Linked DNA regions of Homo sapiens: region 2 is linked to region 1. A link is an interaction called in ENCODE POLR2A ChIA-PET data of the cell type or tissue named here. Cell type or tissue: OCI-LY7. All regions are shown on one strand. Links, peaks and the distances in the headings refer to the core of each region. The heading gives the core; the rest is flanking DNA.

The links. Peaks named below come from ENCODE experiments on the same cell type or tissue, not always from the same donor. Only the 100,000 strongest peaks of a DNase experiment are listed, where the experiment ranks them.
Region 2: POLR2A ChIA-PET joins it to region 1 with 5 read pairs; 4 of 35 experiments call an interaction of 5 or more read pairs at or near these places.

Annotation. Positions count from the first base shown.
Region 1 is chr3:71,540,039-71,556,630 of GRCh38, forward strand. All of the region lies in intron 2 of FOXP1 (forkhead box P1), which reads right to left. MIR1284 (microRNA 1284) reads right to left here and starts at 2,051; the gene lies at 1,932-2,051. In OCI-LY7, for the core only: no CTCF peak of the experiment used is centred there; no DNase peak of the experiment used is centred there; H3K4me3 peaks cover 1,291 bases; H3K27ac peaks cover 3,442 bases.
Region 2 is chr3:71,598,467-71,615,058 of GRCh38, forward strand. No RefSeq gene overlaps it. Among named protein-coding and RNA genes, the nearest start is that of FOXP1-DT, 22 kb to the left of the region's middle. In OCI-LY7, for the core only: no CTCF peak of the experiment used is centred there; no DNase peak of the experiment used is centred there.

The sequences.
Region 1 (16,592 bases), core at 3,797-11,796:
AATCTAGGCAATAAATATGCCCTTAAATATTCATTTCTTCAAGCCCTAGGTTGGTCTTAATGGTGTGCATTGAAGATATTACTGACGATAATGAGGCAAAATATTCTCAAGCATGACACAAGTTTGGTGAGGGCCCCTGCCAGGTGACAAATCCCCTTTAGTCTTTCCCAGCTAGAAAGTTCAAGACAATGTCACTAGACAAGGAAGAGAATAAGAGTAAGCAGGAGAGGAAGCACCTGAGCTTTTTGCAAACAGCACTGGTCCGCCAGACAATGATGTAAACAACGTCTAATGACACCCAAAGGTAAAACAAGAAATGCTGCAGAAGGTGCTAGAAAAGAAAGAGTGAAGGGGGGACAAGAAGGGTGAGAAACACAAACCAATCTACAGGAGAAAAATGTTGAAACTCAAGGCTAAATATGGCATTTATCACTACTTTCCTTTGTTGTCAAGGGTAACAGATAATCAATTAAAATAATAAACTTTCGTTAAGGACAAGAATACTGTATGTGCTGCAGGGGCACCATGCTAAGTGTCTCATGTACATAATCTCATTAACTTCTTGGGACAACCTTAAGGCAAGTATTATTATCATCACGATTCTAGAGCAGGGACAACAGAGACCTGGAGATGTCAGGGTAATTCACCTAAGGCCTCGCTTCTCCAAACTGCCACCGTTGGCATTTAAACCCAGGTCTCCTGACTCCAAATGTGTGCACTATGCTGAATATGTATGAATACAGACATACACGCATATTGTGTACACTTACAAGTGTAGCAAATATCCAGTGCCCTAATATGGTGGTGAATATGTTTAGTTACTAATGTGAATCCAAACACCAATGAAAGATTAGAAGGAAACAAGGTTTTTAGGACCACAAGTTAAAGAGGTAGGAGAACATTAACAAAAAGGTTACAAATATCTTGCCATTAAAACCCCACAAACCATGAAGCCTGAGATTCCATTGTTTCCTGCAGCCACTGAGGCAATGCTGGCTTTGAGTCCTGAATCTGTCTCAACCGTGGTATGTAACTTTGGACAAGTCCCTTCTTTTAGCAAACTGCACTGCCCTAATTTATAAGGCCATTGCCAAGTCTAGGATTCTACCAATTCATGCTTTTTCCAAGCTTTCAATTATTAGGTAATCAACTTTCATCGCACACCTATTTACACCTTTACCAAACTCACTGGTCAATTATAATTCTCAGTCCCTGTTAAAAGAGAAGAATAATATTTGGGCATATGTAGACATACCCTAGAAGAGAAAAGCATTTTTTAATGAAAATAAAAAAAGAAGGGTATGGGAGTTGGGTGGAGAGATTTACTCTGATAAAGTACATCTTGAGCCCTTTCTTTCCTGGCTGGTCCATATTTCTAAATCATTTCCTTGCTTTCACATAGTAAATTTTCTGCTAGATGTCTAGATATGCTGGAGATCAGGTTACAGTGTGAAGGACAAAAGATAAAAACAATCTGCATACTTCCATCTGGCTCTTCAGAACAAAGTCTAGAGACTTGAAATGTGAGGAGAGAAGCATGCTACTCTAGCTGCACAACAGATACAGCAAAATGTCACAGAAACAAATCTTTCAAGAGAATCCGAGATGCTGGAATGCGTATTTCACCAGAATTTACTCCGAGAGCATTAAAAAAAAAAAGTTAAGGCTCAGATACTGAACACAATGTTGCCTCTGTTACAAGAAGATGAAAAGTTGAAACAGACCAATGCATTAGAAAGTCCATACTGTACTGCAGAGATGCTATTCTTATTGCTGTCAAAAGACTCCTGGTTTTAAAACAAACAAAAAAACACCTTCTAGATTATTTATTCAGACGGTCTTGCCTAGTTTTTAGGACTCAAAAGTCAACACTCGAGGTTTGACTCTGGTCAAACTACTCCTTTGCCACATGGCATCACGCCGCGCGAGACAGATTTTCAGTATGAAAGAAACCAGCAGTTTCCAATACAAACATGGGCTTTCCAATATATAAAATTTAAGAAAAGCCAGGGTCTGTATAGAAAACATTAAACTGGCTTATATATCAAAATCATGAGGTTTAAGCAGAAATGCAGCATTAAAATAATTTACAAAATGGCTCAACAATGAACATTTTCCTCTGTGAAAAAAACAACACCCTTAATGTTTTTCATATGGCACATAAATTTTACAATACCTGCAGGAATATTTTCATTGGTTAAACCAACACCATAGGTCTTTTTAGCTCTTAAGCATATTACGATTCTTGCCTTTTTATGGCATTTTTGTTGTTGTTTGCACCCAATGTAATAAGCTTTTGAGAACAAGAAACAAACCACAATAAAAAGAAAAAAGAACTACCCCTTTGTAACTGCAACTTTCACAAGAGGGGTGGGGGAGCAGAGCGATCGAAATCTCGTTTTTATAGCTGCTATCTTGATGCAATTAGTGTAAAATAATTGTCTGCACAGGCCAAAGTAGAGGCTAAGTTGAGGCACTTGAGTGCATTCCCGAAAATGATTTCCCTGCCTCTTCCTTCAGCCTGCTGCAGCAGATGTTGGCTGTTAAGCCGCACAGACGACACAGTTCATGACTTTTCTAAGACGGCTGTGTGCCACATCTGCAGTTGATGAAATGGAGAGCAGAAGTGTGGCAGACACACAGAGGAGAGTGTGAGCGAGGCAGGCAGGCGCAGGCTGGGCCAAAGGAACTGTCTTGAAGGCTGGCCTAAAAATAGACACATACTCACACTCCTCCCTCCGCAGCCAGCTCATAAAACCCGGCCTGCCTGTCCTATTATGGAGTCAGCCTATGGCAGACACTTCCTGCATCCAGCTTGGGCTGCAGATAACACAAAAGCATGGAGGCAAGAGTGGAGGGGAGCAGGCGGTGTAGCATCCTCAAACTGCAGCTTCGCTCTCCGAGCCTCGGTATAACTGGGCTGTGGTCCAAGTTCAGCTGGGCCCCCAGAGAAAGGCAATGCTTGTGTTTAGCCCGCACAATACTGACATAACATTAACAGATTTACATATGCAAAACTGTGAAGCAACAGGCATTCCCCCTCAATTGACCCACAGCTTGTAGTGTCTGCCGAGTTATTCCCCGCTTCGGCTCTGTAACCAAGTGGGCGGCATGCGAATACCATCTGGGTACCACTTATTGAAAACTGGCAGTCGCTCTGTAATAGGCAAGCTGGCAATAAGAGGGAAGGGAATAAATTGCATCATTTAGTTAACATCCACTTGCTTTGCGGCTGTTAAAAAACCATGACTGAATAATAATTTGGTTATTTCTTTTGCCAGAAACTGCTGTCAGCCAAATTGTACTACGCACGCTGCAGAAGTCGACTTGCAAAATTTCCACTTGAGAAGGGACTGAGGAGGATTGGGGCAAAATGGGCACCAACCTCTGGCTGTTAGCAGTGGCGACTCCTGCTGCACAGTGGCTCTGTGTCCTCCAAGTGTCATCATCCCAAATGTAGTTGACACCAAGCCCTGGTTAGCCACCTGGCCATGCTGAGCCCCAGCACCAAGCTGTGATGTGTGGTAACACCCTCAAGCAGCTCAGATCCAAGGGTGTATGTGACAAGTGGCATCTACGTGACTCTCAGCTAGCCGTGGAGGCACATGTGGCCAAGCAAAGCTTGAGCTGACATCCCCCAGTTTCTGCCTCAAAACAGAGTGGGGAAGCAGGTCCACAGAAAGCCTGAGAGCTGCAGGCCTATATCCCTCTACTTCTGTGCCTGGAGCAGGCAGACTGAATCATTTCTTTCTGGTTTACTCACCTGCTTTCAAATACAACTAACAAAGAAAGTGACAGAAACCTTAGACCACCACATAAAGGTAGAAGTGATCTTCATTCAGTAAAACCCATGTGTTTGAAGTGGTTCTCTTTTGAATATATTTGTAAAGATATGAAATTCTCTTATTTACTATATGCTGTGCCTGTGTGTGTTTACACACTATATATACACATATACACACATGTATGTGTGTATACACACATATACACACATATACACACATATATGTGTGTATACACATACATATACACACATATATGTGTGTATTTCTATTACTTTCCTTTACTATGTCTTTTAGGAAAATCAGAGCCGAATACATACAAGTGACCAATGCCGTAGCAGTATTAAAAAGATATAAGTACTTAAAAGATATAAATAAAAATATATAAATCCTTCTATAAAGGTTAGAAATATTTTATGATATAAATCCAGTTATAAAATATGTATTTATTTCTTTTAATAATTTATATCATCTATAAACTGCTATAGCATTGGTCAATTACATATATTTCCACTTTGACTTTTTAAAAAGATGTATCAAAGGAAAGTAAAGAAATGGAAAAAAAAAAAAAGGAAAATTTGGAACAAAAAAAAGGAAAAAGCAGGAAAGACTAGACAGACTCTGCTGATCGTGGAAGTACTACAAGTGAACAAAGTTTGATCAAATTCAAAGAAAAAAGGAAGATGAGAACATTTGCAGTGACACCAATGGCAAAAACATACGTTTCCAAAATCCAAACCTGAAGCACTTGGGAAGGAATGGCTAAACAATCTTTCAAAGCCCAAGACATTTAAAGACCACTCCATTTTATATGTGGGGTGGTCTTTCTGAAAAATAACACAGTTGGCTGGTCATGCATTAAAATAAGCAGAATATGATCACAAAGAGGTAAGAGAGACAAAGGAGACAAGACCAAATCGTCATGTATTTTACAAATCACAACTGTTGTAAGTTACCATATGATTAAGTGAAACTTGGATAATAGTTCTTTTCCAGGCAATGAGGGTAGTCAAGAAAGATAATAGGGCTTTTTTTTTCCAGATTCAGCTTATGATTGTAATCTCACCTTGCTCTAAACAGCTTAGAAGGCAAAGAAAAGACAAAGTCAATTCTGTATCTAGAGACATAAAAAAATGTTAAGACTGTAAAGCAATACGCTGAATTTGCTTCTTGAAAGGATGAGAAAGAAAATGATATTTCCAAGTCACCACGCTTGCAGTCTGTTAAAAGGAAGCAAAATAGCGATTTTAACCAGGACCATGGGTGGTAAAACAATTTTTTTTTTATTAAAAATAACCATTTTATTTACACATGTACATGCGCGCATATGCTCCCTGAAAAAAATCAGCATGCTGTCATGGAAATACCACTGGTCTGAGGGAGAGAAGGACTGGTTTTCACCAAAGCTCAGCCACTTTCTAGTTGAGTAAGTGACCTTGGGTAAGTCACAGTTTGTCTGGGCCTAATTTTCTTTTCTTTGGGAAATAGTGATATGTAACAAAGCAGTGTTAGAATTTCCCAAATCTGAGAGAAATAATGGTTTTCCTAATAGCTCTTTATTGCACATTTATCATTCCAAAATGTAAATCCATCCTATGAAAATAAATGAATCAGAGTTACACAAGATTTCAAAATTACTCTCATTTTACTTTGCAAATTACACTTAGGGTAAATATTGATGGGGTTTTGTTTGTTTTTAAAAATACACATGCTGAAGGACTGAACTGCCTTATGCAAATATTTATCTTCTAGAACATTATATGCTCCTTAATGTTTGTTTAAAATCCTAAAAGTTTTCAGTAACTGCAAGATTTCTATTTAATATGCAATTCCATAATAAATAGCTATAATATAAATTTAACCTATATATATCGTTTTCGCAATAGGTAGGAACCAAAAGTAAAAGTCTGAAGAACCTACAACCCAAATATGATGTAAGCCAGCTTAAGATTTTGGAAAATATTACATTCCTAGAAAACAGATTTTTAAGCTATTGCCATGTCCCTTTTGTTGCTGCATATTTAAAAGTAATCACACTCTCCCTGGTTTTCACTGTTTTATTCATCTTAAGCTCCTCTACCAGTGAACCATGGGCACAGGTTTCCAGAAATCACTTTAAATGTTGCATATATCCTGGCAAAAGTCCAAAATTCTAGCCAACATCAGTATTTTCGAGTTAACCTTAATCAACTCTATTGCCTTTCAAAAGTGGAGACAATGCACTTGACCCTTGTTCCATGGAGTATGTGTGTGTGGCTTTTCCCCAGGAGGGGTCATGGATTTGCATTAATCCATACAACACCTTCCCCCACCCACCTCCCCACACTCCAACATCCAACTGCAGACATTCACAAGCCAGCTGGCGAGGGTTAGTGGTCGGTGGCCAGGTAAGAGAGTGAAGGTAACTGGTCCACAAGAGGCAGGAATTCCCACTTTGGCCTCATTAGCAGCAGGGCCAAGCAGCCAAGGCTAAAGTTAACATTCACGAAATACACCTGGCTAATCTTGTAAAGAATAAAGATTTGCTCATTAACTGAGCTTAGAGAAAGGTGTGACCCACAAAACCGAAGAGCTATTTTCAGGTCCTTAATGGTCCAAATTTCGTGATCAAGTTACAAATTCCATGTGGTTCTTCATAAGGTCCCTTTAAGAAACTTTTCGATGATGGAACAGTGGAGCCTCTGGCCATGTCATTCATATACACACAGAGATGCACAAACACCTACCCACCACTTCTATGATGCAGGGTTGAATAAAGCTTAATGGAAGTTAACCTTCTAGCCTGGGTGCAAGATACCCAACCACCGAGATGCTGTTCATCAGGTACCCCAATGCAGCGAAGCACACCTCCAAAGCCTTGCTGAATGGCACTAGCACCAGTGCCACTCCTTGCTCATTTCTAAGAGGCTCCTGGACAGTGAAGTCAGGGAGCTGCCTAGCCTCTGCAGCCCACTCTAAACGGACGATGATTTGCTGATGGTGATTTCTCCTGCAAGGACTACCCAGAGCCACTAATGGAGGCAAGCGCTGGCTTGTTGCTTGAGCTTTCATCTGAAAATAAAACTGAAGGGTCAATTTTCATCATGAGCTTGAGAAAAGAAGGAAATTGCAAAGAAAGGAAGGGGAGAGAGACAGAGACACAGAGAGGAAGAGAGAAAGGAAGGAAGGCAATTGCTTGCTACGAAGACAAAACAAATTGTGAAATCTAGAAATAAATACTCAGGGCTGAATTCTAACACAACTGTCACTGCTGTCAGTTTTAGGAAATAAAACTCTTATGAAATACAAAAAGGTTCAAGGGGGAATTCAATCTATCTGAGTTTTACATAAACTAAAAATTACAGGTTTCTGAAACAGTTGGGATTAGCATTCTTCTTAGGTAGTTTAGGAAAGGTTACCCTTTCCTCCCCTTCATTTTAACACTGTGAGGGGTCTGCCTGCCTACCAAAATGCAACCAGTGCAGCCCCAACCACCAGATCAAGGAACAAACAGTGCAGGACTAGACAGCAGGTTTGTGGAAACCCAGCAAGAACGCTCTTCTTTGAGGAAAGGAGGGCTTGGCAGGTAAACAACCATATCAGGCCTTATCCAAAAAGAAGGTAGAGGTGGGGCCTCTAGGGCGAGGCCCAGATGGTCTCCACGGATTGCTGTGCTCCTTTGGGCCCCGTTTGACCTCTTTTTAAAGGGCTCTGAATACCACTAGGGAACCAATGTCACCCAGCAAGGGCCACTCAGAGCCACACTTAAGGGGCAATGCATGTATTTTCTTCCTTCTATGACATTAGAAGGCAACTTGCTGTTCTTGGGGCCCAAGGCAGAGAAGAATGTGAACACACAAAGTTCTTGTAGAGAATTAGTCCTGGCACAATTACCTAATGGCCTCTTCAACCAAACACCTGGTTGGCTACTTATCAGTAGCAACCCTATAAGCAACCCATTCCAGCAAGGTCCAGAGAGAAGAGAGGACAGCTGTGACTATTCAATCCTTTGGTGGTCATCATCACCTCCCATATTTATGAGGCCTTTTGGCCACAATGGTCTGAGCTCTTGTTGTGTACATCTTTATTAGTTGGAAGAAAAGGTCTAAGGTTTCTTTCCCAACTCAGAGAAGTCCTCTTAAACCAAACTGACTTAGCCAGCCCCAGGTCAGTACAAACAGTCAATTTCATAAGAGGACAAAGGGCTTTGGAAAAGAAGTGAACAGAGAGAGAGGATGAGGCAATCTGCAGTTCCTCTTTGGCTGGGGCCTCTCAATGGGGCCTCATTCTTTGTCTCAAAGATAGACAGGAATTCCAGCATGGACAACACCCCCAAGTTTAAATATACCTTTGAAAATGTGGGTGACTGGCAGATTATTGTAAACCACTGATCATCACCATTAATGTGGGTGTTTTAAAAAGTTGGCCCTATGAATGGAGGTTGAATGCAAGATCCAGCTCTAGTTTAAAACTAAACACACACATACACAAATACACACACACACAAATAGCGTAAGTTTATATGTTGGTTATTTTTCTCCCAAACAGCCTCATAACAGTCTAGCATAATTCAACGTATTTCCTGTCCCCCTTCCTCAACTGTTTTTGTTTTTGTTTTTATTTTAAGACAGGGTCTTGTACCGTCACCCAGGCTGGAGTGCAGTGGCACTCTCACGGCTTGATGCAACCTCAACCGTCAGGACTCAAGCAATCCTCCTGCCTCAGCCTCCCAAGTACTATAGGTGTGAGCCACCACACCCAGCTAATTGTTGTATTTTTGGTAGAGATGGGGTTTCACCATGTTGCCCAGGCTGGTCTCAAACTCCTGAGCTCAGACACTCCTCCTGCCTTGGCCTTCCAAGGTGCTGAGATTACAGGTGTGAGTCACCGCACACAACCCCATTTCTTTTTTATTTATTCCTTCCTCTCTATTCCCCAGCCCCCTGAAACCAGACTTGGCCTTTACCCCCCCAAAAGAAATGAGATGAAGTCAAAATAAAAAGACAAAGCTAATACTAATAAGAATCACTAATATTTCATCAGCATGTGCTATGTAAAAAGTAGTCAGCATTTTGTTTATACTGTATTGACTCATTTAGTCAAAGCAGGACCATGATGAGGTAAATATTGCCATTTTACAGATTTAGGAACTAAGGCGGTGTGTTTAAATAACATATCCAAGGTTAATAAGAGGCAGAGCTGGGATTCAAACTCAGGAACGTTAACCACTGCACAACACTGCCTCAAAGGTGTATTAACCCAAAGAAGTTAATTGTTGACTTCTGAGCTGCTAAGGGCCCACCAGTTGGTTATATATTGGGTTTTCAAGGTTAATATTAACTTAATGAGACTTATGCACTGACTCTATATATGATGCAACTCAACTCTTAGCAACATACTGAGCATACACCACTTAGAACTAACACAACCGAAAGAATGATAAATTAAATAACCTTCTCCCCTACCTAGTGTTTCTTTCATGGCAACAGTTCAGTCGCTGGGGTTTTCCCTCATCTCTAACTTCTCTACTGAGTAAAGGCACATGTTTTTAGACTCCAAAATACATATACTTTATTATTTAAAAAAATTTTTTGAGATGGAGTCACACTCTGTTGCCCAGGCTGGAATACAGTGGCACAATCTCGGCTCACTGCAACCTCCACCTCCCAGGTTCAAGCGATTCTCCTGCCTCAGCCTCCCAGGCAGCTGGGATCACAGGCATACACCATCACACCTGGATAATTTTTGTGTTTTTAGTAGAGATGGGATTTCACCATGTTGCACAGGCTGGTCTTGAACTTCTGGCCTCAGGCGATCCACCCACCTAGGCCTCCCAAAGTACTGGGATTACAGGCATGAGCCACCACACCTAGCCCAAAACATATATATTTTAATAAAACATATCTCAAATATTTCAGTTCACAGGTTAGATATAATGGGAACAAAACTGTCTCAATTTCAACTGTAACATCAAATCATCACATGAACTGAGACTTGCTGAAAGCCCTTGAGGATGGAAGAAATGGTAAATTATATTACAGAATACTCTAATGCTGGGAGTAAAAAAAAAAAAAAAAAAAAAAAAAACGCTCTCTGGTAAACTTTTAATTTTTTTAGGCCTCTTTATATTTAGAACATGCCTTTCTAAAATTTGAAGCTAAGCATATGTCAAAAAATTTTTTTTCAAAGAACCTTATTTTTAAAACTATAACTACAAATGTCAGACAAGTTCATTGTATAAAAGTACTGCAAACAGTATAGCATAAATAAATCAAAAGCAAGTGTGTGCCCCACTCACCCTCCCGCCTCCAGCCCTAACACAGTTTATTCTTCAGAAGTAGCCACATCATTGGAGTTGGCGATGGTACAAAGCGGGGAGAGGAGGAAGCCTGTGGAGACTTAGCTCTCTCATCTCCATGATCCCCACCTGCCCCCAAGTAAAACGATTATAAATCACATAGCAAAGCTGGTTGAGAGCACAAACCCTTCAACAAAACCACGTAGGTCTCAATCCTACCTATTCCACTTATCCGCTGTTGACCGTGAGCTAATATGTTATATAACCGCTCCGTGCCTCAGTTTCCACATCTGCAAAATGAGGATAACAGGAGTTCTTATCTCACTGAGGCCTGGTGACAGATAAATTACACAAACTAATATTTATAAAAACAATTAAAATCATACTGCCACAGAAGTTTTATTTAGTTATCTATTGAATATATTTTTAAACTAAATTAACATCCAGTGAATAGAAAGCAAAGCCATGGAAGCATGTGCTGAAAGTGACCAATTTAACTTGTAAAGAAAAGAAAACTACTGGAAAAAGAAGAAAATAGATTATGTTTCAATAAACCCATAAGGATACCACTTATGTGAACAAAGCCTCCATTTTTATTAATTCAACTTGGTTTGTGGTTCAAACCCTTAAGATCAGTCCATTAGACACCAGCTCATATATTCGGGTAAAAAAAGAGAATTTCTTTAGCTATTTACATTTATCATATTTATACCACTCCGCAGCATACAGCTGAGGTAAAAAGCAGCAGGCTTGCCATGCCATTGCCGCTTCCGAGAGGCCCCCTTCAAACAGAAGGCACTCTCTGCGGCTCCTCCTCAGACACGATGAAGCCGCCATTGTTGCCAGGGTTTCCTTCCAGACTTCACGGAGTTGGGTTTCACTTAGGAGACAAATTATATAACTAGAGACACAAAAATTCATGCTCACTTCAATAATATTACCAGGAAACACTGAGAAAACTGGTTTTTATCTAATATTTATGCACTTCTGAATGAGATTCTGAGGCAAATAATGCCTGGAATGGATAGCTTTAGTGTTGAGTTTGGTGTTCGTGTTCTGGCTTAAATGTTCAAAGGGGTAAATACAAATTTTTCCAAAGGAAACAATTCCTACAGCATAAAACTATCAAGGTTCCATCCACAAAAACATTCTATAAAATGTCAAGACATTTATAAAAGTGTGCTATAAAACAAAATGACATAAATTACAGGATATTTCTACTTGTTGATTCTGAACACAACAATATTTAACTATCTTTTCCCCAAAATACTCCAGGGATTACTCAAACGCAAGGGTAAGGCATAGAAAACTACTTTTCTGTTTGGTGAATGGCATTTCCTTGGTCAAAAGAAAACCTTAGAAGCATACCAAAAACCAAAGTAATAAATGTGGCAATGGCCTGGACAGACAGATTACAAAGATGATAGCCATGATTCACATGCATAACGTTTCCTGGTTCCTCAAGTTATAGTTTATGTTCAATACATAAACTTCTGGCATATGAAACAAACATTCTATCTTTAGTTATTTGTTTAAATGGAACTTTGCATTTCTATTCAAAAACCAATTTTAACTGTTTTGAATAGATAACATAAAAATAGAGACAGGATCATTGCCACATAGGTGGGAGTGGTTATAACTGTGATACAACAAAACTGCCTCAGATATAAAACATTTGAATCTTTTGATCTCTACCATCTATGATCGGGCTTCTAGTATAATTCACATGGAAAGAATTTAAAGGATGGAATATACTATTAAAGCAAATTCCCTTAAGTTTTTCATATTATTTAATTTCATCAAATGCATCAATCACCTCTAAACCATTCCCTCCAGGAAGTGTTGAAATACTCAGCATTTAGTGCCTTTATTTTATCCTAATTTTCTGCAACAATATTCAACCAAGCATGCCATTCATCCTTTACTAAGTGCCTGTCTTTGTGCAAAGATTCCACAAAGACACACAGATAACAAAACAAAATCCACCTTCAACAGAATTAAGTCTAGCTTGAAAGAGAACTGTATAAAGAACTAACTGCTACCAGTATTACTGAACATTATTCTGTAAGGCAGAACCAATGCAATAAAGCAGGAGAAAGAAATATGGGAAAAGGTGCTGATATTGCTACCTATCAGATGTCAAATTTCTTAGTTTTTGGAAATATAACAAAAACACAGCCCTAATGAAATTTCAAAAAGATAATCAAATATAAAATGTACAAAAAACAGAACTATGTACATATTAAAAATAACCAGTAAGAAAATATAAATATTTCTTTATTTTCTAGGTTCAGACACATAACTACAAAATTTTCATGAGAAATAAAAAGGAATACTTGAATAAATAATTATATTAGTTTCCTGGATGAGCAGATGTAATACAGAAAAGATAAATTTTTCTGAGGTAATTAAATATTTAGTATTACAATCAAAATAAAAAAGGAAATTATTTTTAACAAAAAATTCCAAAGGTCATTTAGAAAAACTAAAAAATAAAAGCAAATAAAAAGTTTTAAAGTCAAATAGGGACTATGAAATATTTGATATTAAACATATTATAAAGTACAATAATTCAGACAGTATGGAACTGGCAAAGAACTAGGCAAAATATAATAATAATATTGATGGTATTATAATGACAGCAAGTATTTGCGTAGTTACTTAAATGCCAGGTGCTTTGTATTTACAGTTACCAAATAATTTATCATCCTAAGATAGACTATTAGATTCTTTTGAAATTGGTATTTGAACACCAACAATAATATAAGCAGAATAATCTTCTTAGTACATACACCTGTACTTCAATCAGTTTCTTGGCTGTACTTGTCTCTTACCACATCACCAGTAAGTTTCTAGAAGAATGTCAGGAAAAATGTCAGTCTTTATTATTTTTATTATTTTCATAAAATTGCCTACAGTATCCTTCAAAGTTGTATTTTATAGTTAATAAATACAATTTATTTAATTATACCTTCAAATGTCAGTATTTCTGGCCCATAATATTAACTGAGAAAATATTCGTTCCACAGGTACTAGAGTTACCTGTTAGCATACCAAATTTCCCTAAATTGAGGATATTCTCAATTCTACTATGTGGTATTGAAGTCCCTAAATATAACAGCCCAAATATTTTATAGGTCATCATTTAAACTCTATTCTGAATATCTTTGACAAATATTTTTACAAGATGAAATTCATCAAATAAATAAACTTGCTTTATAATTGCTTGAAATGTTTGGCCAAATTTGGATGCTGCAAAATTGTAGGCCTCATCAATTTCATTTCTATACGGAATTCACATTATCTGATTTAAAATAGGAGTTCCATCAAAAGCTTCTTCCCACTGGTGAGAGGCTTCCAAATACAGTTACAGAATTTCAGAATTAAAAAATGTTCACTTTTTGAGCTCACATTTAACTTGTTCGGTTCTTCACTGGTTTTTTCAGGGATAAAAATGGTAATATTGTCCTGTTTGCAATCTTTTTTTTACCAACAACTGAAATTTGCTAACAGTCTCAAAAGAAATTGTGTACATATGTATGTTCATTCTTTGAGTTATTAAAATTTCCAACAGAGTCTGAACAACATGTAACTACAATTTAGAGTGCACATTTACAAAAGTTTAATAACATCAATGGAACACTTACACTGATTTACAAAATAGTTTCTCAAAGTCTCAAACATTTCTAAAACCTAACTGATAGCTCAAGTACTTATTTGTATTCAACATTAGTCTCAAAACAGAAACTTTGTAGTTTGGTTATCTACGTATATATAAAATTATTTATAAATGTTGGTAGTTAGCTACAGTTTCTATTCAAGTGATATATATTGCAGTTTGGATGCAATTATAAAATATATGGTCACTATAATCACTTCCAAGTATGGTACATATTTGCTCCATGGGTTTCTGAATCTAGTAAAACCAGTTTTTACCACAATATGTTCTCCACCAAAATTCAAATTTAGGCTGGATACAGCGGCTCACACCTATAATCCCAACCTTTTGGGAGTCTCAGACAGGAAGATTACTTGAGACCAAGAGTTCAAAATCAACCTGGGTAACATAGCAAGACCCTGTCTCCACAAAAAGTTTTAAAAAAGAAATTAGGCAGGCATGGTGGTGCACACTTGTGGTCCCAGCTACTCGGAAATCTGAGGCAAGAGGATAGCTTGAGACCACGAGTCAAGGCTGCAGTGAGCTATGATCATAACACTACATTCCAGCCTGGGTGACAGAGGGGGACTCTGTCTCTTTAACAAATTTTTTTAAAAATTAAAAATTCAAATGTGTTTAATCACCACAAAATCAAATAACTTTATGTTCAATGTTAAACTTTTTAATGGAATTCATAATTATTTCAAATAATGTTAGATGCTTTACCTTCAACAGAATGAAATTCTGTTGACTTAATTTGTTGTTTGATTCCGTGTACTGGATGGAAAAAATCAAACTATTATTGGTATTACCTTAACTGAGTTTCTATTTGAAACATCCAATGGTATTAATGTGAAGCTGGCACCATTTATTGTCTATAAAGAAGTTCTGTAAACAGTGCAATACATTAAAAGTTATCAATCCTCTTTTTGAATGTGTTTTAAAAATGTTAGAATCCAACGTAAGTGAAATTAATTTAGAAAAATTCAATCTAAATGAAAAGTCATGCTTCACAGGATAAAATGTAAACACATTTTCTTTCACTTTGTGTGGACACAGTCTCCTGAAAATATGTACTAATTCTGAAACAGATGCAGTACCTTCTTTAGCAAATGGGTCCCCTGATTTGTATATGCTTGGTGATTTCATTATGTCCCCAAGAGTAGATAGTAAATGTCAAAAATATTTTATAGAAGTTAATGTTTATGGTCAACTTCCTTGAAAAATAGGGGGAAATTATGTAATATTTCAGTAAACAAGCTCAGTTATTTTTAAGCTCATAGCTGCCAAAATGGTTTCTTACAATGTATATATTTTTTAAACTTTACCAAATGATAAAAATAAATATTTGTGAGTTTACAGTATTCAAAAATGACAAAACCATAAAACCTACTTTATTAAGAACACTCAGACTGCTTCTTTACACTCTGCAGCGGGACTTCTCAGCCTTTATTTCAGATAAATTTCATGAAAACTAACCTAAAGTTTCCTATCCGTCCCCAACCCTACTGACCAAATTGAATTACTGGTCCCTAGCCACTTACACCAGAGCACACATTCCCTGAAACAGAGGTGTTCATAATGGTGTGCACAGAAAGGGTTAGGAGAAAAGGGATTGCTGGTCATCTTTCACAGAGCACCATATAAGCATCTCACACACTACAAGAGAAGACCATGAAGAAATAGGAACTGCACATAGTCTCCTTGTAATAATACTTTAGCATAAAATGAAAAATCTGAGACAATGCTAACCCAGGAGTCACTGTCCCAGATAAACTGACATAAATAGTCACTTCTTTATATAATTATCTCATTTACTGCCCATGGCACCCCCATTAGATGGTTCTACTATAATCCACATTTTCATGTAAGAAAATGTTGCCTTTAGATGTTTACAGTGGGTGGAACGTGTTCCAGGGTCCATGCATATAATCAACACTTAATATTGCTTCTCAGTGAAACCGAAAAAAGTGCATGGAAATAAGCCCTACATTAAAATTTAGCGTATACTACAGCTTTTAAAATCCATTATAGAGAAGTATTATTTAATAATTCTAGAACTGCGATTTTTTAATAATCAAATCAAACTCTTACCTCATACCATACACTGAAATACAATTAAGATAGAGTTAAATACTAAAAAAGGAAAAAGAAAAAAGAGGAGGAAGAGAAAGAAGAGGAGGAGGAAGAGAAGGAAGAAAAGGAAAAAAAATTAAACAATTATAAGAAAATAAATGGGATGGGTAGAAAAATCTGTCTTACAGAATGTTATAAGGCATAAATGAAAGGAAGGAAAACATAAAAATTGGGGTAATTTTCCGCAAACACACTATATATGTAATATGTATTAAAGTCTATAACGTAAAAAGACTTCTAATAAATCAAACATCACATATAAAAACCCTGTATATAATACAAATAGGTAAATCACAAAAGCACTGCAAATGGCCAGAAACCAAAGGGTGTGAAAAGGACAATTTCATTAGTTATTAAAGAAAGCACATTTCCAGAATTCTATACCATCTTTCACCTTGAAAACTGTCAAAAATAAAAAGCTCACGCCTGTAATCCCAGCACTTTGGGAGGCCGACGTGAGCAGATCACGAGGTCAGGAGATCGAGACCATCCTGGCTAACATGGTGAAACTCTGTCTCTACTAAAAACACAAAAAATTAGCCGGGCGTGGTGGCAGGTGCCTGTAGTTCCAGCTACTCGGGAGGCTGAGGCAGGAGAATCGCTTGAACTCGGGAGGTGGAGGTTGCAGTGAGCCGAGATTGTGCCACTGCACTCCAGGCTGGGCGACAGAGCGAGACTCCGTCTCAAAAAAAAAAAAAAAAAAAAAAAAAAATCTAGAAAGGTTAGTTTACTCAATGTT
Region 2 (16,592 bases), core at 4,653-12,652, 59 kb after region 1:
GGCACAAATATGTTAACATGAAAAAAAAGTATCCATTTTGTCCCCCAGGGGACATTTGGTAATGTCTGGAGACATTTGTCATAACTGGGAAGAGGAGGGGGCATTATACTGGCATCTGGTGGGTAGTGGCCAGGGATGTTGCTAAACATCCTATAATGCACAGCACAGCCCCCACAGCACAGAATTATCTGACCATTTGAAATATCAGCAGTACTGAAGTTGAGAAACTTGTCTAATCCTAACTGGTTTTGTGATCGCAAACAAGTCACTCTCCCTAATAATGATGGTGATGTTCATGGAAGCTCATGTTTCCTGAGCACCAATGTCAAGCACTGTGCTGAGTGCTTCCCACAGGTTATTTTGGTTTGTCTCCCGACAGTCCTATGATGTAGTCTCTATCATCATCCAAACTTTATTGGTGGGAAAACAGGCCTATGAAGATTAACTTTGCTCCAAACCACACAGCTAACAAGTGGTTGAGCTCTAGTTGGAGCTCACATCATTCCATTGTTGAGCCCACGTTCCCAACTCTAGCACTCTTCTGCCTCGCTCTGAGCTTCCCCATGTCTGTAGTTATTTATGGAGATATATTATAATCCACAGTGGTAGAGATTCAATCTCGCATGCCAACTCCATTGGCATTTTAGCAGAAGCCTCGGATATCATGTCAAGAAAGATTGTGTGGTCTGGATGGCTCAACAGAAAGAAAGCCATGATCGATTATTGATGTTTGCAATGGGCGTGGGTGGGGAAAGTAGTCGTACTTGTGCCACATATTTGCCATCCTTGGACCAGATGATCTTTATTTAAAGATCTTTCCAAGAGCCAACCACTGATGTTCCTATTTCTTCCCCCATATACAGCCTCAATTCTTGGCCAAGAGCCACTTGCAGATATGTGCTCATCAAAGAAAATCTAGGGCTGAGTAGTCTATTGCAAGGGTTTTATTCAATACACAGTTTTCCCTGGTTGCAGGAAAACTGCTGAAAACTCTCAGGTCCTCGCCTACATAAGACAGAAAACATCAAAGTTTGTGAAAATCACAGCACACCTCCACCCAGAGTCAAAGCCAAGAACAAACAACTTTGGGGGTTGGACTGATTTCATAAAATAATCTGAGTGACTGAAGTGGAAAACAGCAATGACTATGAACTTTAGGGAGGCCAAAAAATAATCTACTACATTTTTTTAAAATTATGCAATGTTTAGCAAACTGAGATCACTGCAAGAAAAAAAAGAAAGAAAAAGAATCACACAAACTTTACTAAACAAAGTCACATACCAACAAACATTTAAACCACTGTAACCAAGATGAGGAACTGAAGCTTGTTTTTAGTTACAGAGATCTGAGGGATGGGGGTGGAAAATAAACAAAAATCCAAGAGGAAAATCATTAATAAGATACTCCAAACTATTTTCCCACAAATAATTTCTTTAAGAAAAAAAAGGCAAGCTATACTGTATGTTTTCTTTTTTTAAAAAAAGGCCAATCTCCTGCATTCCCATCCAAATAAAACCTCTTTGCAAGCAGTCAACCGAAAGAAACTGAAATTCCATTATCATAGCATTATGTCTGTGGGGTACCACTTCAGAAAATCCTCAAAAAAGAGCTGGGCAATTAATATAGGACTCTGTAATGAAGGGGAAAAGAAAATTAAAAAAAAAAACCCACCCAAAAAGAAACTACAACAAAACCTGGATTTACATGCTTGCAGTGTATAATTTCAAGAGCTTCCTGTTTACTAACAACAACAACAACACACACACACATACACACAAACCACCCACATCAAATTTTCCAGGAAGTTAGAGATTTAAATAAAACATTTGGACTTCTTTAGTAAAACAAATGTAATTTCTTCCTAAACCACCTCTATCACTGATGGATGAACTGGTGTAGCTTTTATTGAAGGAGTAGAAAACTAATTCTAGGGGTCATATTTCTCTCTGCCCGAAAGATTCCAAGACATGTGGAGATAAAATAACAAATAATATATCAGTTTTTCATATGAAATAAGCTATTTTTTATCAAATCATCTTAAAGCAAAACAATCCGTCTCTGCAACACAAAAGCAAATAAGTATTGAAAACTTATTTAAGTAAGATCGATTTTGCTAATGTCAAGCTTAAGGCAACTCAGCAAGAAATGACAACAACTGTACTAAATTATCTACATTCGTGACATCTTAGCTGTGTCTACAAGGCACCAAAACACTGTGATGAAAAGTAAAAGTCAGTAATTGCCCAGATGTTATGTCTAGTCACCAACAGCTGGAACTTCCTCAGTATTTGCTCTCTCTCCCTTTCTCTCTAAGCATCTTTGGGAGTTTGCTAACAGACCTTTTCCCACCACTCCTCTCTGTGGCTTCACTCTGCTTTGGCCTTCGTGAGCCCCTTTTCAGCCAGGCTGCTCCTGGACTTATATGTTGACAGCTCATAGTGCACTGGGATGGAACCGAATTCTTGTCTCTTGGAATTGTCTGAATTTAAAAATGCCTTTTCTATTAAGTCAAAGCCTATAACTCTGCCGTGATCATTCTAAGAGTTAAAGGAAGCAGAATCACCTCCACAGCCACACCCTTTTCTTCTCTTCCAAATGTTCTTCTTATCTCAACCTACAGAAATGGCTTCTCTTGTAAGTAAAGGCTACTCCCTTCTCAAATCAACATCTTTAATGGCAAGAAGTCAGAATGAGAGTTCTCCAAACACCCTTCCACCTCTCCCCAAGCCTTCTTTCAATAATTCATTTTTATTTGGAGTTCCTACCCACAATGAAGCCACCATCTTTGCATCCAGAGAGTAACAGGACAGCATGCTTATGATAAGCTATAAAGTCACACAGCCCTGGGATCTAATCCTGGTTCAGCCACCTTATGACTTGTGTGACCTTGGGCAGGTCACTTCCCCTCTCCAATCTCCAACCTCCATGATCCACATCTGTGGATTGGATACATGCCTCACAGAGTTATTTGAGGATTGTGCTAGCTCAAGTTTTCTGAGAAGCATTCACCAAGAAGGGATTACACGTGCAAGAGACATATTGGAGAAAATGTCTGTGAGGGAAAATGGAGCTGAAGGAGGCTAAAAGAGTGTCAGACCACAAAGCTGGTCTGACTGCAATGAGGGAGGAAGGATTTTGAGTTGGGAAAGTCTTAGGTTATGGTGCAACTCCATCAAAGTTTCAGCAAGGTCAATGAAGCATCCTGGAGCCAAGTCACTTGTGTCTCATGGTAATGGGCCCGCATTAGTATTCCTGTGACACTCAGACATTGGTCTGGAGAAGGCTGTGGGAAGCATGGCATTGATGCAAACATAGTGGTGAATTCAGTGTGCAGCAGTTGAGACCATCGGTCACTATATGCTTCTGTCAGCGGGAAATCTGGGAAGGGCTTCTTCATGGCCACCACCAGGATTAAATGTAATAATGAACCCGAAGCTCCTACCTCTACCTCAGAGTAAGAGTGGCATAAAATAGGGGTGATGGTGATGGTGATGGTGATGACAATGATGGTGACTCACTCTTCCTATTTTACTAAAGTTCTTTGACTCTGACTCACGGTTTTTATCCACACATGTTCTGCCATCATGCTGTGAGGCTGCAAAATCCTTGTTAATGAGCTAATCTGGTGTATCCGTGTTCTCCTGTACTCAATTGACCTTCCCTTCCAAACACTTCAGCAAACACCTACTTGGCAATAACCTACATTTTATCATCACCCAAACAATCAAGATGAATCTTATGATCATCCTAGCTGGATGAAATATTCCCAATCTGGATGAAATCCTCTCCATCTGGAGAGATATTCTAGGCTACTAATGTAGGAAGAAGGGACTGAGACAAATCCTGGAAGATGCCCTAAGTGGAGGACACAGAGGTGGGAGTCCAGAAAGGCCAAGGTGGCTGAAACTCACAGGGCAGAGTATGAGAGGAGAGAGCTAACTGCAGAGGGTGCTCCAGAGACTTCCAATGAGTCCCTTGATTATTCAGCTGAGACCTGATCAGTCATGCATGTAAGGAAACTGTCCAAAGTCCGGGGGAAAAAACACACCCAAAAAGATTAGAAAGAACAATTCCTAGAGAGCTCACAGATGGCCAGAAATAGCAGATGATCCCTATGGCCAGCGTGGAAAACCTGATAATTCACAAGGCATCAGGTAGAGTATTCAGAAGAGTCTTGCTTCAAGAGGTGGGAAATAACTAGCCCTCGATCAAATGCTGACCTGGTCCCACTCAACAAAGCTTAAAAGTAAGACCCGGCCGGGCGCGGTGGCTCACGCCTGTAATCCCAGCACTTTGGGAGGCCGAGGCGGGTGGATCATGAGGTCAGGAGATCAAGACCATCCTGGCTAACAAGGTGAGACCCCGTCTCTACTAAAAATACAAAAAAAAAATTAGCCGGGCGCGGTGGCGGGCGCCTGTAGTCCCAGCTACTCGGGAGGCTGAGGCAGGAGAATGGCGTGAACCCGGGAGGCGGAGCTTGCAGTGAGCCGAGATTGCGCCACTGCAGTCCGTAGTCCGGCCTGGGCGACAGAGCGAGACTCCGTCTCAAAAAAAAAAAAGTAAGACCCACGGCTGGGTGCGGTGGCTCATGCCTGTAATCCCGGCACTTTGGGAGGCCGAGGCAGGCAGATCACGAGGTCAGGAGATTGAGACCATCCTGGCTAACACTGTGAAACCCCGTCTCTACTAAAAATACAAAAAGTAGCCAGGCGTGGTGGCACACGCCTATAGTCCCAGCTACTTGAGAGGCTGAGGCACAAGAATGGCTTGAATCCAGGAGGTGGAGGTTGTTGCAGTCAGCCGAGATCTTGCCACTGCACTCCAGCCTGGGTGACAGAGCGGGACTCCGTCTCAAAAAAAAAAAAAAAAAAAGGAAGACCGACTAAAAACAAACTGCTCCCAAGGAACTTAACCTTGTCCCAGAACAAAGCAAGAGAATGTTTACAGAAATAGAAAAATATCCAGAACCCAACAAGGTAAAATTCAGTGTCTGGCATCCTATCAAAAATTACCAGGCATGTAAAGAAGCAAGAAAATAGGACCTAAATTGAGAAAAATCAAAACCAACTCTGAAATGACACAGATGTAAGAATTATCAGATGAAAACCTTAAAAGTCATTATAACTGTGTCCCAAGGGAAATTTTTAAATATTTTGAATTGGATAAAAATAAAATACAACACATCAACATGTGTTGGATACAGCGATAGGAATGCTTGGATGGAAATTTATAGTATTAAATGTTTATTAGAAAAAGAGGTCTCAAATCAGCAATTTAGCCTCCAACGTAAGAAACAACAAAAATAAGAGCAAATAATCCCAAAGCAAACAGAAGAAATACCTAATAAATGAAATAATTCTGTTTTCTGAAAACAGAAAACAGAAAAAAATCGATAAAACAAAAGCTGGTTCTTTGAGAAGATCAATAAAATTTATAAACCACTAGCCAGACTGACAAACAAAAGCAGAGAAAAGACACAAATTACCAATATCAGAAATAAAAGGTGTTATCACTACAGACTTTACAGATACTAAAATTCTAATAAAAAATACTATGACAATTATTTGCACATGAATTTAAAAACTTAGACATAATGGACCAATTTCTTAAAAGCAGCAAACTGTCAAAATTCACCCAAGAAGAAAAAAGTAACCAGAGTAATCTTACATTTATTTTTTTGAATTGAATTCATAGTTAGAAGTCTTCCCTTCGCCACAAAAAAAGCCAAACAAACAAACAAAAACTCCTCCAGTTTCAGATGATTTTACTGGCAAACTCTACCCAACATTTAAAGATGAAACAAAACCAATTCTAAACAATCTTTTCCAGAAAATAAAAGAGGTGGGAATACTTCCCAACTCATTCTATGAGGCCATCGTTAACCTGAGGCCAAAACCAGACAAAGTCAGTACAAAACTACCCTAGTGAATGTAGCTGTAAAAATCCTCAGCAAAATATTAGCTAATAAAATCCTGCTATATATTTTTAAAAATACATCACAATCAAATGGGGTTTATCTCAGGAATGCAAGGCTATTTAATACATAACAATCAATGTAATCACCATATTTAAGGCCTAGAAACACCACATGATCATATAATCGAAACAAAAAACACTTGATAAGCTTCAGTATCCATTTATGATTAACAAAACATTTAGCACACTAGGAAATAAAGGGAACTTCGTGCTTAGTGGTGAAAAAGAGAATGCTCTCCCCCTAAGATTAGGAACGTGACCACTCCTGTTGAACATTATACTGGAAGTCCTAGAAGGTACAATAAAGCAAGATGTAATATTAAAAGACATCCAAATCAGAAAAAAAGAAATAAGTCACCTGGTGGCTCATGCTTGTAATTCCGGCACTTTGGAAGGCTGAGGTGGGAGGATCACTTAAGGCCAGGAGTTTGAAACCAGCCTAGGCAATAAAGGGAGACCCTGTCTCTACAAAAAAATTAAAAATTCGCCAGGCATGGGGGCACACACCTGTGGTCCCAGCTACTCAGGAGGCTGAGGCAGAAGGATTGCTGAAGCCCAGAAGTTCAAGGTTGCAGTGAGCTGTGATCACACCACTGCACTCCAGCCTGGATGACAGAGCAACACCCTGTCTCAAAAAAAAAAAAAAAAAAAAAGGAAAGAAAGAAAAGAAAAGAAGAAATAAAACCATGCCTATTCACAGATAACATAACTGTCTATGTAGAAAATCCCAAGAAATCTATTTTTAAAAAAAACTCTTAGAACTATAAGTAAATTTAGTATTACCATAGGATTCAAGCTCAGCATACAAAAATCTATTATATTTCTATAAATTAGTAATGAACAATTAGAACTCAAATTTTTTAAAATCCCATTTAGAATAGCTCTAAAAAAAGGAGGAAGTAATACTTAGGTGTAAATCCAGCAAAACATGTACAGGATACATAGGGTGATAATCACAAAATGCTAATGAAATAAATCATAGAAAACATAAATAAATGAAGAAATAGACCATAGTTATGAATTGAAACACTCAAATTAGTTAAGATGTCAATTCTTCACAAATTGATCTATAAATTTAGTGGTATTCCAATCAAAATCCCAGCATAATTTTTTTGAAGATAAGGGCAATGTGATTCTAAAATTTATATGGAAAGGCAAACTAAAACATCAAAAGCAATTTTGAAAAAAGAATAAAATTGGAGGACTCACACTACTGATAGTATTATTATTATTATTTATTATTATTATTATTATTATTATTATTTGAGATAGAGTTTCACTCTGTCACCCAGGCTGGAGTGCAGTGGTGTGATCTCTGCTCACTGCAACCTCTGCCTCCCAGGTTCAAGTGATTCTCCTGCCTCAGCCTCCCAAGTAGCTGGGACTACAGGCGCGTGCCACCATGCCTGGCTAATTTTTGTATTTGTAGTAGAGATGGGGTTTTGCCATGTTGGTCAGGCTGATCTCGAACTCCTGACCTCAGGTAATCCACCTGCCTCAGCCTCCCAAAGTGCTGGAATTACAGGTGTGAGCCACTGCACCTGGCCCACACTACTGATCTTAAAACTGATTACAGTACAACCCTACAGCATTTCAGACAATATTGTAATATCTAAGAATAGACACATAGACAACAGAACAGAATAGAGAGTCCAGAAATAGATGTGGCCAGTTGATTTTTGACAAAGGTACAAAGGCAATTCAATGGAGAAAGGATGGTTTTTCAATAATTGATGCTGAAACAAATTGACATACATAAGTTAAAAAAAAAAAAAAAAGGAGCCTCAGCTGGTGCTGAGGTTAATGCCTGTAATCACTTTGGGAGTCTGAGATGGGAGGATCACTGGAGCCTGAGAGGTAGAGGCTGCATTGAACAATGATCTTGCCACTGTACTTCATCCTGGACAACAGAGTAAGACTCTATCTCAAAAAAACAAACAACAAAAAAGGTACCTGTACTTTACACCTTATACAAAAATAAATTCAAAATGGATCACAGATCATAGATCATAGATATAAAATGTAAAATGACAAAACTGTTAGAAAATCAGAGAGGAGAGTAGCTTGTGACCTTATGTTAAGCAAAAAGTTTTTAGTTATGAGATCAATAGCCACATCCATATCAGAATAATTGATATATTGAATTTCATCAAAATTCAAAACTTTTGCTATGCAAAAAAACACGAAAAGACAAGCTAGTAAATGGGAGAAAGTATTTGGAAATCACATATCCAACGATGGACTTGTATCCAAAATATGCGAACAACTCTGAAAATGCAACAGAAATAAAAGAATCCAATTTCAAAATGAGCAAAAGGTTTGAACAGACACTTTGCAAAATGGATGGCAAAAAAAGAACATGAAAAGGTGCTGAACATCACTGGCAATTTGAGAAATGCAAGTTAAAACCACAATGAGAACGGAGCAGGGAGCAGGGGCAGGGTCTGGTGCGGGGTGGGAAGGGCAAGGACTGTCAATACCAAGTGCTGACAAGGATATGGAGCAACAGAAATTCTCATACCTTCATGGTGTGAAAGCAAAATGATACAGCCACTCTGGAAAACAGTTTAACAATTTCTCGTTTCTTTTCTTTCTTTTTTTTTTTTTTTTTAATATAAGAGACAATGTCTTGCTCTTTTGCCCAGGCCCAGGTACAGAGGCATAATCATCACTCACTGAAGCCTCAAACTCCAGGGTTCAAGTGATCCTACCACTTTAGCCTCCGGAGTATCTGGGATTACATGTACAAACTACCATGCCCGGCTAACAATTTCTTTTAAATGTAAAGATGAATTTACCCAAAGGACCCAGCAATCTCACTCCTTTAATATTTACTTTAGATAAATGAAAACTTGTGTTCACATAAAAACTCATACAAAAAAAGTTTATAACTTAATGTCCCTGAACTTTACACTTAAAAATGGTTAACTTTAATGTTATATATATTTTACTTCAATAAAAGAAAAAAAACACACCTCTGCTTTCTGAAAGGAAAAAAATGTTTATAACAGCTCTATTTATAATTGCCCAAAACTGAAAGCAACCCAAATGTCCTTGAACAGTGAATGGATAAACCACCTATGGTACATCCATACCACAGGACACTACTCAGTGATGAAAAAGAACTATTAATGCACCTAACAACTGGGATGAATTTTAAAGGCACCATGTTGAGTGAAGACAGGTAACCGGAAAACATTACGTAATATGTGATTTTATTTATGTGACATTTTGCAGAAGGCAAAATTATGGGGATTGAAAACAGCTCATTAATTGCTAGAAGTGGGGCAGTTTTGACTACAAAGGGGTAGTGCAAGAGTTTCTGGGGGTGATGACACTGTTCTGTATCCTGATTGTAGTGTTGCCTACGTGAAGCTATGCATGTGATAAAACTCATAGAACTTTACACCAGAAAAGGTCAAATTTATGGTACATTAATCTAAAATTAGTAATTAATAAAATGGAAATAATTATCAAACCCATCATCTTTTTAACAACAGCCACTCCTGCCACCAAATACACAAACAAAAACCAGAGACACACCATTCCCCTGTCCCTGCATTCCATAATGATTAACGGAGGCCACTCGATAGCTACCACTTAGTCCTCATTCTTCCCTACCATTTTGGCTTAAGTGCATCAGGTTCTGTTGATAGTAGCATCTGAAATGTCTCTTGAATGGTTTCTCTCTTTGCTAATCCTAACATGACTTCTCCAGTTCTATAGTCTAAGAACTCTGGTTTGGATTATTTTTGTAGCCTCCAAAATGGTTTCCCCAATCTGTTTCAATTCATCCTTTGAATTTTCACCAGATCTCTACATGACCATCTTTTGCTTAAAACAAAAAGAAATCCTCCAACGATCTGCCATCATCTCCAAGATAAAGTGTAAACTTTACTTCCAATTTTCTCCACATCGATCTTTTTACACCTCCTGAAGTAGGCTGCCCTTTCTCACGTCCCCGCCTTTAATTAAGTTGTTCCCTCCTCTTAGCTTTCCTTTTTCATTTGAAAACATCCTTTAAAGTCTCATCCAAATATTCCTAGGCAGCATTTTTCACACTCCCCAACTCCCCTCCCTTTAGTCCCCTAGCACTTTTTCCATCCTTCTGGTGGAGAACTCAGCAGGTTTGGGGGCTGCAATGTTCCAGTCCACTTCCCCACAAAATGGTCAGCTGCTCGAGGACAGGGACTGTGTCTCATCTATTTCCAATGCCAAACACAGTGCCTGGCACTGAGTGGGGGTGCTCAGATCGCATTTGTTGAAATAAAAATTAGAATAACTGCTATCAACTTAGTAAAATGTCACCTGGACTTTCAATTTTTCACTCCACAGTCCTGGTGTCCTGGAGAAACAGCTTCAGTCATTAGTGCATTTTTACCCATTTGTTAAGAAGTTCTTATTGGGAGTTTACTCTGTGCAGGGTACCAAAGGCTGGGGGTGAGGGGGCGGGTATACAAGAGTGGGAAAGGACAGATGCATACACTGAAGGAACCTAATGATGTTCAGACAAGATTAATGCCCCAGATCTTGACTCCTTTTAATATTTATTCTAATACCATTTTTCTTCTTTAATAGAATATGAGAGTCATTCCGATTTCAATAATTCAGAATATATTCCTGACTTGAATATGGGTTAGTCCTCTAACTACATTTACTGTCCTTCTGGAATAATTTCTTGCTTTCTGATTTGGGCCTTCATTAGTTGTCTTTTTTTCTTTTTAATCAGTTCTTCTCCTCACCCACAATTTTTCTTTCACTACATTATTAAATCTGTCTCCTTTAAAAATGTTTTTGGATTTCAAGTATGAGATACATGGTTTAATCTCGAAAGATTTTGTTTTTAATGTTGTCATTCAAATTTTTAGAAAAATCAAAAGAGAAAGAGTATTATCCCTGAAAGCCTAAATGATAGAATCAACCTATGCTCTCTACACCCGCTGTCCGGGATTCAAGCAACACATTACTGCAGGGCTTGGCAACTTTATAAGTATTTGGAGATAAAACTGCCTGATCACTTTTGTAAAAGGAGCTTTTAATTTGTAAAAGCAGTAATAAACTCTCATTTTAAGAAAGAGACTATAATCTTAGGCTTTGTTTTAAAAATGTATTATATTGAACAGTGGCCTAAGCTTTTGTGATCCTGTACACCTAACAGTAAAATGTTTTGAGCCTGCACAAATATATGTATTTTTACTCATTTATAAATTATATATGTATACATAAACAACTATACTAATGTACTGATATGTATATGTACAACTGTGCTGATGTGAGCATCACAATGCATGCATTTAACATTAAATTTTAAAGAATGAGATTAAAGGTCAGGTATAGTGGCTCACACCTGTAATCCCAACAGTTTGGAAGGCCAAGGCAGGAGGATCACTTGAGGCTAGGAGTTCAAGACCAGCCCGGGCAACACAGTGAGACCCCCCCCCATCTCTATTAAAAAATAAAAAATTAGCCAGACTATTTAGAGGACTATGGTGAGAGGATCACTTGAGCCCAGGAGTTGTTTTTTTTTTTGGGGGGGGGGGTTGTTTTTTTTTTGTTTTGAGATGGAATCTCATTCTGTTGCACAGGCTGGAGTACAATAGCGCCATCTTGGCTCACCACAACCTCTGCCTCCCAGGTTCAAGTGATTCTCCTGCCTCAGTCTCCTGAGTAGCTTGGATTACAGGCACCTACCACCACGCCCAGCTAATTCTTGTATTTTTAGTAGAGACGAGGTTTCACGATGTTGGCCAGGCTGGTCTCAAACTCCTGATCTCAGGTGATCCACCCACCTCAGCCTCCCAAAGTGCTGGGATTACAGGTGTGAGCCACCACGCCCAGCCAAGCCAGGAGTTTGAGGTGACAGTGAAGTGTGACAGCACCAGTGCACTCCAGCCTGGGCAACAGAGTGAGACTCTGTCTCAATCAATCAATCAGTATTTTTTTAAAAGAATGAAATTAAATATATATGTTAAAGAAGTTCTAATACTTTCTATATGCCAATAGATTATACCAGATGCCCTGTGTGTGTACTCACCATGCTTTGGAGACCATACATATAGAGAATGTATCCTTCAGCCTGTTGCTGGAAGGCTTTGTGGGGTTGTTTTATGAGGAACATGGACAAATTAGAACAAGTGTGAAGAGAATGACTATGATCACAGGAGGGGTGCCCAGCTTACAGTTCCCCAGTGACCATATCTAGGCCATCCTTTCTTCTATTCTTCTATTCTTCTGTTATCCAAGTCTAGCCTCCACACTTCTACCTAGAGCTGGTCCTGTTCATAAGACTTCAGGGTCAGATTGCCTAGTTATCTACATCTTCCAATAGAAGTTATGCCAGATGCAAATTATCCTTCACTGTCTGATAATGGACAAGTTGTTGTACTTAAAAATCAAGCATAAATTCTGGCCAAATTTTACCATTGTGCCTTTACTTTCCAAGCACTATTAATGAAAAGATCTTTTTACTATCAATCAAATGTCTTTCTTTATCTTTTTTCCATTGTGGCACTGGTTGAAAATGCAAGTGTCCACAGGAACCAGGCCAAGGAGAGCAATGAGAAAATAGTGCCATGTTAAAGGTGATCAAGGGAACCAATAGAGAAGGGTAAGGATGGTGGTGGGCTGGACAGACAGTGACCACATCAAGGGGCAGCTGCCCAGCTCCTTCCCATCATGAGATCCAAGGGCTTAAACACCAGACCTTCCAACTTTCCAGTGGCGCTGGAAACACCTTGCTCCTTGTATAAACTATCTTGATTTTTAAATGTTAATATTTAACTTTTTAAATAGCTGAACATTGTACAAGGTGATCACGTACATCTTCAGCCAAGTTTTGCCTACTGGCTGCCACATTGTTTTCTCTGCTTTAGGGCAGGGGCTGGCAAACTACAGTTTCCAGGCCAAATCCAGCCCACTGTCTGTTTTTGTAAATAAAGTTTTACTGGAACACAGCCACCCTCATTCATTTATGTACTGTCTTCTGCTGCTTTCGTGCAACAATAGCACAGTTGAATAACTGTGATAGAGACCATACAGCCCACAAAACCTAAAATATTTGCTGTCTGGTCCTTTACAGAAAAGGTTTGCTGATCCCTTGCTCTGGGGTCTTGAAATTGATAGACTCTCCTGGGTTCTCTGTTTTTTTTCCAGCAGATCGGCTATAGTTTCTAAATAAGTGAAAAAAGAAGAACCCGAAACAACCTTTATTGATCTGCTGGTGGTCATTTGGTACCATATACAGAATGCCAAAAAATTTTAAATTGGTTGTTTTGTCATCACAAAATGGAATAATCGATTTGAATACTAAGCAAGCCCTGGAATAACAGAATCATGGTTTTGTAAAAAGACTGGGCACCAGAAGCAGACACACCTTTGTTAGAATCCCACTTCTGCCACCATTAGCTGTGAGGCCTTAGACTAAGTACTTGACTGTTCTGAGCTGCAGTTGTATCATCTGTAAAATGGTAACATTATTAAATGAATAATAATACCTACCTTACAGGCTTGGAGGTGAGGCTCAGAGGTAATAAATGTCAAGCATCTAGTACTTAGAAGCTTAATAAAGATGGAGCCCATCTTAAGGGTGGCAGTAGTAACAGTATCATGTAGATTCAAATTTTCCTCCCCAATACACTTTCTTAGACCTTCTTTGATAAGAAGAATGAGTCTAGGGCTCTTGATATTTCAAAGGAAGTTTCAGGAGAAACAATGAAAAGTCCTTCCTTTAAGACCCAGTTACAGTGGCTGGAGAGTGAATCTCTCCAGTGTAGGTGCTCAGGAAATATGCAGAAGACGTGTTCAATGTTGGTTGATTTGTTTGGATGAATGGATGTGTGACTGAAAGGATTAAAGACAGTGTAAAGTCTAAAAGAAAAGAAGCTGAAGCACAATAGTCTTCCTTTGCACTGTTTCTAAAGAAATTTGTCACCAAGTAGAATTACATAAATCCTGACTGTAAGACCATCTACAAAAAGACTAACCCTCTCTCTTCAACAGCCAATGCCATGAAATAAAGCAGCAGGGTAGGGCGTGGTGGGGGTGGAATGTTCTTGATTAAAAGAGCCTCAGGAGGCCGGGTGCAGTGGCTCACACCTGTAATCCCAGCACTTTAGGAGGCTGAGGTGAGTGGATCATGAGGTCAGGAGTTCAAGACCACGCTGGCCAAGATGGTGAAACCCCATTTCTACTAAAAATACAAAAATTAGCCAGGCACAGTGGCAGGCGCCTGTAATCCCAGCTACACGGGAGGCTGAGGCAGGAGAATCGCTTGAATCCGGGGGGCAGAGGTTGCAGTGAGCCGAGATCACACCACTGCACTCCAGCCCCTGGGTGACAGAGTGAGACCCTGTCTCAAAAAAAAAGCCTCAGGAGACACCATGACCCCTAATGCAATGCATAGTCCTTGACTGGATTCTGGCTTGAACAAGTCAGCTATAAAAAAACTTTTGGCAGCATTTAAGAAATTTAAATATGAATTGGGTATTAGATAATATCAGGGAATTAACAGTAATTCTATTGGTCTTGATAATAATATTGTGGTTATGTCATTTTATGGACACATAATCAAGTATTTATGGTTAAGATGTAACAGTGACTACAATTTATCTTAAAACACTTCAACCAAAAATAAACAAATAAAGAAACAATGAGAAAGAAAAAGGAAGTAATAAATATGGGAAAAAGTTAATTGTTAAATCCAGGTGATGAATATTCTAGTCTTTCTACATTTCTGATGAGTATGACTTTGTAATTTTACATGATAAAGTAAAAAAAATAAAAATTATTTCTTAAGTTTTTAAGGATGCTGAATTATATTTATTATATGTAAAATCATTTATAATACTAGGTTACCCTTTCAAGAATAGTAAAGTCACCTTTTCCATTGAACTCCAGGCATTTTAGTAATGAATCAGCCAAAAAAGCTGGGTGTGGTGGCTCACACCTGTAATCCCACCACTTTGGGAGGCCAAGACGGGCGGATCACCTGAGGTCAGGAGTTCAAGACCAGCCTGGCCAACGTGGCAAAACCAGGTCTCTACTAAAAATACAAAAATTAGCCGGGCATGGTGGTGTGTGCCTGTAGTCCCAGCTACTCAGGAGGCTGAGGCATGAGAATTGCTTGAACCCGGCAGGCAGAGGTTGTAGTGAGCCAAGATCACACCACTTCACTCCAGCCTGGGTAACAGAGTGAGACTCTGTTTCAAAAAAACAAAATAAAATAAAGCCCAAAAAAGTAATATTACTAATAGTATTAGTTTCAGTATATTGGTTTGTTATCACGGCTGTAACAAATTACCACAAATTTAAAACAACACAAAATTATTGTCTTATAGTTCTCCAGGTTAGAAGTCCAACCCAAGTTTTACTGGGCCAAAATCATGCTGTTGGCACCCGGAGGCTCTCAGGGAGAACGCTTTTCCTTGATTCTAAAGGCTGTCTGCATTCTCTGGCTCATGGCCACCTTCCTCAATCTTCAAAACTAACAACCTCGAGTCTGTGTCTTCGCATGCTTTTCTCTGTCCTCACATCTTTCTGTGGCCACTGCTAGGAACATGTTCCTGGTTCTTGAGGAGCCATGTGATTAGATCGGGCCCACCTGGATAATCTAGAACACTCTCCCCACCTCAAGGCTCATAACCTTAATTGCAACTACAAGGTCCTTCTTGCAGGGTAAAGTAGAATATTCACAGGTTCTGGGGTTAGGGTGTGGGCATTTTGGTAGAGGGGCATTCTGCCTGTCACAGATACTATTAAATATAGTAACACATGATATCACAAGTAGCAGAATTGTATATTTCTTTTCTTTTGAGACAGAGTTTCATTCTTTTTGCCCAGGCTGGAGTGCAATGGCGTGATCTCGGCTCACTGCAACTTCTGCCTCCCGGGTTCAAGCTATTCTCCTGCCTCAGCCTCCCAAGTAGCTGGGATTACAGGCACGCGCCACCACACCCAGCTAATTTTGTATTTTTAGTAGAGAGGGGGTTTCTCCATGTTGGTCAGGCTGGTCTTGAACTCCCGACCTCAGGTGACCCACACGCCTTGGCCTCCCAAAGTGCTGGGATTATAGGCATGAGCCACTGCGCCCGGCCCAGGATTGTATATTTCAAATAACTGTAGCAGCAGCAGCAGCAGCAGCAGTTCCCATTCCTTGAGTATCTACAATATGCTGAGCACCTGCTACAGGGTTTCACGTGCATGTTCCCATTTAACCCACACACCACCATGAGGTTCATGCTCTTATTATCCCTATTCTGCAGATGAGGAAACTATGTTCTGAGAGGCTGTGAGACTGTAAGTCAAGGCCAGTCTAATCATGAGGGTCACAAGATGACTTCCATGCCTCCCAACTCTTATCCTGTCTCTAATTTCCTATGCATCTTCCTAACCCTGTAACACACACGGCACTTAAACTAGTGGGTGCTGCTCACTCGCTAACTGGCCAAATTTCAGTTACTCATCTTAATTCATCTCTGTCAGTTCTTTTATTTTTTCTCACTTCTTTTTAAAAGAAAAATATGTACTTTCTATTAGATTTCTTCAGGAGAAAGCATTCCCAAATACTTAAGCAAATATAGTCACCAGCCTGGACAAGTCATTTGCTTGTGCAAACTGA